3 separate regions of the Homo sapiens genome follow, and regions 2 and 3 are each linked to region 1. The links are chromatin contacts, found by Hi-C or POLR2A ChIA-PET in ENCODE. All regions are on one chromosome and are shown on one strand. The core of a region is the stretch at or near the end of the contact, and the rest is flanking DNA. Distances in the headings are between cores, read along the strand shown. Region 1 has its middle 87 kb from the start of GNAQ. Region 2 overlaps GNAQ (G protein subunit alpha q). Region 3 overlaps GNAQ (G protein subunit alpha q).

Region 1 (2,753 bases), core at 206-2,705:
AGTTAGGCTGAGCAAAAGAAGTCAGACACAAAAGCATAATACTATATAATTCCATTTAGATGAAAAATTCTAGAAAAGTTGAAACTAAGCTATAGTAACAGAAAGCAGAGCAGTTGTTTCCTAGGACAGAGGTTGGCTGCAAAGGGCATGAGAAAAAGTTTCTGGAATGATGGAAGTGCTCTATCACTTAATTGTAGTGGGACTTATATGCAGAGATATATATTTGTTAAATCTCATTGACGTGCATTGTATTTTATTTTATTATTTTTTTAGACAGAGTTTCTCTCCTGTTGCCCAGGCTGGAGTGCAATGGCCCGATTTCAGCTCACTGCAACCTCCACCTCCTGGGTTCAAGCGATTCTCCTGCCTCAGCCCCCCGAGTAGCTGGGATTACAGGCATGCACCACCACACCTGGCTAATTTTGTATTTTTAGTAGAGACAGGGTTTCTCCATGTTGGTCAGGCTGACCTCAGGTGATCCACCCACCTTGGCCTCCCAAAGTGCTGGGATTACAGGCGTAAGCCACCACGCCCAGCCTGATGTGCATTTTAAATAAATGTTTTTCTTGCATGCCTATTATACCTAATAAAGTTGATTCTTTTGTTACCTAATAGAATTGTCCAAGGAAAGAGATGGAATAAAGTGGGCCCTTGCCTAGGGCTCTTTTTTGCCTATCGCTGTCTGGAATTTACTATAGTAGGTGGGAGAATAGAATAGAATAGAATTTCAAGATTCACAGGCATTGTGACCAATATTTATGTCTCCTGGAGATGTAAATAACATTTGGCAGAAGGCAACAGACCCAGTTGAGAGTTCAGTTGGTAGAGGAGGCATGGATTGTGGCACAAGTTCCTCCAGAGACTTTAAACTGCTGGAAGACCTGCTCTTCAGCCTCCTTCCATGTGAAGAGAGCCTCCTGGAGGCCCTGGGAGAGGAGCTAGTAAGCTGCATGAGGCGCTGGCAGAAATGTGGGGGCTTTTCTTTTTTCCCTTCTTTCCTTCTTCCTGCTCCTTCTTTGATAAACTCACACTCCGGAACCTCAATCTGCAAAGGCATCTTTTATTCGTGGTGGGCGACATTCCTTGGTGAGAAAGCAAAATCTGGTCTGGGCGACCCTGGATATCCTCCTGGAGGACCAGGGCAGGCTCACCTCCAAATACACAGGGCTTTGGGGTGTAGGCTTTTGGCTTGGTTGTATCTGACATTGCAGGCAAATGCCCCATCTTTCCTCCTTTCTTGTGTTTCTTAGTCAGGATTGAGAAACTGACTTGCACTGTAAAAAATGCAAAGCAATAGAATTTTTATGGTTGACTTGGCCAACTTACAAGAACCTGACAGAGCTCTCAGTAAATTCAGAACTGAAGAACTCATTACGTGGGAGTATTAACAGATACTATGGGTACTCCACCCATATTCTCTTGCCCTTACCACTTCCTCATAAGCTGTTTGATTTCAACAGCAGCACCTGCATTTCTTTGCCTGAGGGTTTTCCAGTGAGGTTGTACCATTGTGCATTCCCACCAGCAATATCTGAGAGTTCCAGTTGCCTCTCATCATCAACAGCACTTGATATTATTGTCAGGTTCTTTTTTAAAGTTATTCTAGTAAGTGTAGCATTGTCTCATCATGGTTTTAACTTGCATTTCCGTAATGACTAATGATGTTGAGCACCTTCCATATGTTTATTGGCTACCAATATATCTCCTCTGGTGAAGTATCTGTTCAAAACTTTGCTATTTAAAAAAAAAAAACTTGGTCTTTTTTTGGTTGAGTTTTGATAGTTCTTCATATAGTCTGGCTTCAAGTTTGTTGTCAGAAGAGTGCTTTACAAATATTTTTTCTCTGTCTGTGGCTTATCTTTTCTTTTCTTTTTCTTTTTCTTTTTTTTTTCTTTTCTGTTTTTGAGACAGGGTCTCACTCTGTCGCCCAGGCTGAAGTACAGTGGCACAATCTCGGCTCACTGCAACCTCCACCTCCCAGGTTCAAATGATTCTCCTGCCTCAGCCTCCCGAGTAGCTGGGACTACAGGGACTACAGGCACATGCCACCACACTGAGCTAATTTTTGTATTTTTAGTAAAGACAGGGTTTTGCCATGTTGGCCAAGCTGGTCTCAAACTCCTGAGCTCAAGTGATGTGCCTGCCTCAGCCTCCCAAGGTGCTGGAATTACAGGTAGGAGCTACCATGCCTGGCCCGTCTTTTTGTAATGTCTTTCATAGAGCAAAAGTTTTGCATTTTGATGAAGTTCAACTTATTGATTGTTTTTCTTTTATGGCTGTGCTTTAGGTATCAGATCTGAAACTATTTCCCTAATCCAAGCTCACATTCAGAATCAACACCTGTTTCTGATTCATTTTGAGTTAATTTTTGTACATGGTGTGAGAAATGAATCAAAATTCATTTATTTGTCTAATTCTTCCAGTTATTTCTTGATAATATATTTCATATAAGGTCTTTTTCCAATATTACTCCACTTGTTTTTCCTTTCTTTGCGCCCCAGGCATAACCAATCTCGAGATTTTTGTGCATATCCTTCTGATGCAGCTTTTACACATTTGGGTATAAATATGTGTCAGCTGGGCATGGTGGTTCATGCCTGTAATCCCAGCACTTTGGGAGGCTGAGGCGGTTGGATCACAAGGTCAGGAGTTCAGGACCAGCCTGGCCAAGATGGTGAAACCCCGTCTCTACTAAAAATACAAAAATTAGCCAGGTGTGGTGGCAGGCGCCTGTAATCCCAGCTACTTGGGAG
Region 2 (2,700 bases), core at 87-2,586, 170 kb after region 1:
GTGTGATTCTCTTAGTTTAAGCAAAAATTTCTTTTGTCAACAGGTAGATTACTAATAAGGATATTTTACTCACCAAGAAATTCCTAGGAACCCTTTTTCTGGACACATCAGACTTCACAAAATGTTTCTGTTTTTCTTTAGTTCCTGTTGCTTCTCTCTTCTTGCAGTATCCACTAGCAGCATGGTGGTTGTTCTGTAGATAGTGATGTTACCACTTCACCATTTGGTCCTCTCTCCTCTGCGTCAGTTAACTTCCCATCTAATATTTTGTTCTGTGAACTATTCCAGGAATGATTATCAAGCTCTCGTCCTCCACTTAAAGTAGCAAGGCATGCTAGCATTTTCTGTTTAGGACTGAAGAAATGCCTGCAATTCAGGAAGTGTGGCAACCTTATAAGTAGTGGGAAAGTTAGAGGATGTAAACTTGGGTGATTCGCATAACTTCAGTAGACCTCAGTTTCCTCATTTATAAACGAGGAGGCAGTCTAGAGCCTTTAGATGCGGCCTCTAAGGGTCCCTTGGATGAGGTGTAAAGTTCATGTTCTTAGGGAACTTCACCACTAGTACTTGGCTGCCTTTAATAGGTCTTAATGCTCCTATAAATTTAACTATATTATCCCTTTTGCCCATTTATGATTTATTAATAGCTTTAATGAATTGTGAATGACAGTTTAATTAGATCATCCATGTATAATTAGGGCAACCGGGTTTTTTTCCCTAAGAGGATATATTTTTCATCCGTGAGTATGTAGCTTACCTCTAACCTAGGTAATTAAGCATTTTAAGGCATTTTCCAAAATAAGAAGGCTTTTTCTGTTTTCCTAATAAACACTTTATTGAAAAGCCACATGCATAAAATAATGGAGGGCCGTTTTGACCTAGGTTTTGCATGTAATCATAACCCAGACAGACACAACCTGAGGCAGTACATTTAGTTTAGTGGTAACAAAGCAGTGTGGAATTTAAGAAATCTCTCTCTCTCTTTTTTTTTAAACTACTTATTTTCTTACTTTTTGAGTAAAGCAACTTTATAGCTACTTCATATCTGTTTCAAGTGCTACATTTTCAAAGCTGGCAAATAGATTTACCTCTTTTGTGAAGGTGCCACATTAAACACTTAAAAGAAGAAAATCAGCCTTATCTGATGGATGATCCCCAGTTAATAGCCCAAGAACCAATTTGTATTTGGCTTTGCGATGTGTTTTTCTACTTACATTTGAGTATGGGTGTGCCTGATATTCTCGGAATTTACAATACTTCAAACAAATAAGGAAGTTGCACTGTGAAGACAGACTCAGAAGGAACTGGAAAGCTGACAGACCTTTGTGCTTCCCCAGCCGCCTTGCTGAATTCTCTGCGGTGGGTTGAGACCCCTGGTGTTCTTGGATGGGACAGCCCACATGAGCAGAGTGGCTCTCCCTTGTTTCCTTTGCTCTCTTTGGATTTATATCCTTCCAGAACTAGCTGTTTCGTAAAGTATTTAGACTCTGAATACCTGAATTATTCAGATCTTCTTGTCACTCCAATCACAAACAGGTAATTATGGAATCACAGCTGCTTTAAAGAGGCAGTGTGTCATCTTGTGTTCACTGAATATTTTACTGTACTTTACACAGTTAATTTCACACTGGGCAAGCTAAGTTAGTGTCAAAGTGGCAGACCAGATTTCTCTTGCGTTACAATGAGTGGCAGAGGTTGGAGCAATGCCTCAGTGGAAGAAATGGTGGTTCACAGAGTTATGTGAGGGGTCCCATGAACTTCCACCTACTCCCAAACATATTTTCTACTGGGCCTGACCAGAGGGGCCTCAGAGGTTGCTGAATGGTAAGTTTGGTGGAGGAGGGAATAGGAATGGTTTGGTTTCTGGTCTAAAGAGGATATATGGGGTGAGGCGGCTTGATGGTGCAAGGATGATTGAGTGTTTTAAATGAATGGTTTAAGTGACAACCTGCATCTTGTATACACAGCTTCATAAAACAGCCTCTATTGGTTGTTTGATGGAGCCAGGTGATCTGGTATGGCGGAAGATTTGTGAGCCCCACTGGAATAATTCTAAAATGCTTTTATTATAGTTTTTGATTATGAAAGTAATTTATTTTCAAATGTACCAGATTTTTGAAATACTGAAAAGATTAAGAAAAAAAGTACTAGTATTGCCATTAGCCAGATATCCTATTGTTAATATTATGTATGTATTCTGAATGAATCAGTAGATTTTGAACAGGTATCATTCGTTCATACTGCCTGCCTGTTTTCTCTTCTAATATATGAGGAACATATTTTCTCACTATTGAATGTTCTTCTAAAGCAGTATTCTGGTAGTTGCCTAACACCACATGGGACAATTTTAAAATAAGAAGTCACTGGCTAGGCACTGTGTCTCACGCCTGTAATCCCAGCACCTTGGGAGGCTGAGGTGGGTGGATCACCTGAGGTAGGGAGTTGGAGACCAGCCTGGCCATCATGGCAAAACCACATCTCTACTAAAAATACAACAATTAGCCAGGCGTGGTGTTGTGTACCTGTAAATCCCAGCTACTCTTGGGAGGCTGAGGCAGGAGAATTGCTTGAACCCAGGAGGCAGAGGTTGCAGTGAGCCAAGATCACGCCACTGCACTCCAGCCTGGGCAACAGAGCAAGACGTCGTCTCAAAAAAAAAAAAAAAAAAAAAGTTAGTTACTTCCAGGATAAAGGTACTTT
Region 3 (2,700 bases), core at 146-2,645, 210 kb after region 1:
CATACTCTACGACAAAACTGTTGTGTGGTGTTAAGCAAATTAATGTCTCTGAATTCCAGTTTTCTTATTTCTAAAATAGTGGTGATTCTAATGCCTAGTTCACAATGTGTTTTGAGAATTACATAGTCTGGAAAAGTTGAAAGTGTTGTCCATTGTTAAATGGAGATGATGTTCTTTAGTCATTCAACAAATGTTTGCTAAGTATCTCCTATGTTGTAGTCAACAGAAACTGATATGGCTGATTAAAAAAAAAAAATAGCACTCTAAGGAACATTACTGATTGGTCCAAACACATGAGCGAACTCTGCTTTAGCAGCCTGTCTCTAAACTGCTCTCAGCTGCTTAGACAAACCTGCGCAGAATGACCAGGAATTGACAGCCACCATATAAAACACATGTGGCATAGTTTAACGCATTTTAGTAGGAAGTTGTGAAGCTGGTCATTTGGCTGTTCTTGGTTAACTCCTGGCAAAGCATCAGATGAATACTTTCCTTGTTCTTTTAAACCAAGTAATGTATTGTTTTCCCTTGTTAATTTTAAAACAATGCATCTATTTTCAGTTAGGCAGAATATATTTGTTGGAGCCAAGGAAAGTGAATGCCTGAATGGAGGTCGAGGGAGGATATGAGAAATGCTGGGGCATTTCCTTCTCATTTTTACGCCACTGGAGAAGTCATCTCAGTGATGCACTTAGTTTTTGCTATTGTAGAAAATCAGGGTAGTGCTTACTTAATATTTAGCAAAGCAATAGTTTCCTTCATTTTAATAGCATGTATCAAAACCTAAAAACTTGTTGCTTCTCAGGAATTGTAGTCTTATTCTTTATTATATTGTTTTGCCCTAAATTACTTACACCTGCTATGCAATTATGTTTTTAAATAGTATGTTGTTAACCTACTCATGATTTTCATTAGTACAAGCATGTATATCCAAACATGAATATCAGCAAGAAATGCACTTTAAAAAATGACTTTTTGTGTCATTTCATGTTATATTATGATACTTTTCCTTTCAGGAGAGAAAAAAATAAGCTCTTCATTAATAGCTGCAGTTACTCATTTTGGCTTTTCCCGTATAAATGTATACTTTTACCACCTTTATTTTCCTGATTTTATGTTTCTTAAAGTGAATTTGTTAAGAAGATACCTTTAAGTTGTTGCTACCACTTTGTAAGATGCATATGCAGTTGTTGTTTTTTTTTTTTTTACTATCTTGTGTTATTTGTTAAAACTGAAATGTAACTGAAAGGACTGGCATATATCAAGAAATGTGATATCCCCGCTGAGATGAGCAGTAGTATTGGATTGGCTGGTAGGTTATCTGCTTCTGTCAATGTGCACACTTCCTTTGTGGTAAAAAGTATAACGGTTTTGAACTAAAAAGAAGACTGTACTGAGTGTTGTCGATATTGGCCTCCCTGTGAGGTGGTGAAACGTCCTTAAAAACAGTGCTTCTGTGGTAAGAGTTCAGTTAATTAGGTGATTGTGTGTGCATTCTCTAAGGCACTAGCCTAGTCTTTCTTCTCTTGACCGTCTTCTAGCCATTTTACTATCTACTGGGCAGCTGGTGGATGGCAACAGGATGAGATCATGTAGCTGTTTGATTGTATTAATGGAACACTGCAGTCAAAGTACCTCACTAAAGTTGGGGATTAAAATACTTTTAGATTCACCTTTCAGTTGACCTTGATCCTTGGCATAAAATAATCAATACCATATGCTTTGTGGGTGGCGTGTATCAGTGTTGTGCAGTTTTTGCCAGCCATGGAGGAGAATGGTGGCCCAGAGGAAGGGGTGCCTTTTTCTCTCTACAGCACTCTCTTTTTGCCAGACTCTATAAACAGAAAGTGGAGAGGTGGGTACATTATTCTCATATGCACAGAAGTGCCACATATTCCAGTGATGACAGCTTTGGGTCTTCCTAACTGAATGTGAGGTTGAGAACATTGATTTTGTGTTCTAGAGTATTGCTTCTCGAACTTGAATATGTATACAAATCATGTGAGGCTCTCATTAAAATGCATATTTGTATTTCAGTAGATCCAGGGTGGGCCTGAGATTCTGCTTTCCTCACAAGCTGATGCTGAAGCAGCCCAAAGTAAAGGCCTCTTGGAAGTAACTGACTCTCTGCCACCAGAGGCAATATGAAATCACCAGTAGGCTACCTTTTGGAGAGAAGATCCCAGAAAATACTTCAATAGGATTTTGGCCATGAGACATTCAGCAAATTATTTAAACTCTCCATGCTATGCCTTGTCGGAAATGTGAGGAGATAATAGTATTCACTTTGTATGGTTAGTGTGAGCATTAATGACAATATATAGATGCAAAACTTTTGGGACAATAACATCAACATAGTCAGTGTCTACTAAATGGTTGTTGAATTCTTCCCAGAAAGTGCTAGGTCAGGAGAAATGTATATCTGTTTGGGGAAAGTGCACAGTATTTGAGAAGAAATTGCTTATTGTTTAAAGACATACAAGAGGCTATGATCCAAGAATGAGACTTGGGTTCCATGATCCGGTGCAACAGTGGTTTCTTGGGAGCAGTGGCTGGCCTCTGGTAGGATTTAAGGCATCAGAATGTCAATGAAAGTGGGGGCCCTTCTGAAGGGGTTCATGGATTTCTGTCACTGCTGAGATAAAGGAGTCTTAACTTTTTTCCCTTGACTGCAGGGTGTTTGTAAGGTAAGGAAGGAGG

Evidence for each region. A loop is a pair of places that touch in the nucleus more often than their neighbours do. ChIA-PET counts read pairs that join two places held with the same protein, here RNA polymerase II (POLR2A). Pooled maps may share reads with other maps.
Region 2: a loop to region 1 is called in a pooled map, with 5 times the contacts of the local background. The contact joins two enhancer-like sites. A Hi-C loop is called at or near these places in 5 of 50 pooled maps. POLR2A ChIA-PET finds 5 or more read pairs at or near these places in 2 of 52 experiments (GM12878 and MCF 10A).
Region 3: a loop to region 1 is called in a map of CD4-positive, alpha-beta memory T cell, with 3 times the contacts of the local background. The contact joins two enhancer-like sites. A Hi-C loop is called at or near these places in 1 of 168 maps with a recorded cell type or tissue (CD4-positive, alpha-beta memory T cell) and 8 of 50 pooled maps. POLR2A ChIA-PET finds 5 or more read pairs at or near these places in 1 of 52 experiments (activated T-cell).

What each region holds. Positions count from the first base shown.
Region 1 is chr9:78,117,838-78,120,590 of GRCh38, reverse strand. No RefSeq gene overlaps it. Among named protein-coding and RNA genes, the nearest start is that of GNAQ, 87 kb to the right of the region's middle. Within about 2 kb of position 1,455, at least 5 of the 41 ENCODE cell types and tissues checked have a DNase peak (open chromatin) inside an H3K27ac peak, as active enhancers do.
Region 2 is chr9:77,943,632-77,946,331 of GRCh38, reverse strand. The region is part of intron 1 of GNAQ (G protein subunit alpha q); the gene reads left to right. Among named protein-coding and RNA genes, the nearest start is that of GNAQ, 87 kb to the left of the region's middle. Within about 2 kb of position 1,336, at least 13 of the 41 ENCODE cell types and tissues checked have a DNase peak (open chromatin) inside an H3K27ac peak, as active enhancers do.
Region 3 is chr9:77,908,191-77,910,890 of GRCh38, reverse strand. All of the region lies in intron 2 of GNAQ (G protein subunit alpha q), which reads left to right. LOC107987081 (a long non-coding RNA gene) reads left to right here. Exons shown (of 2, transcript XR_001746758.3): 2 at 1-2,700. Among named protein-coding and RNA genes, the nearest start is that of GNAQ, 120 kb to the left of the region's middle. Within about 2 kb of position 1,395, at least 3 of the 41 ENCODE cell types and tissues checked have a DNase peak (open chromatin) inside an H3K27ac peak, as active enhancers do.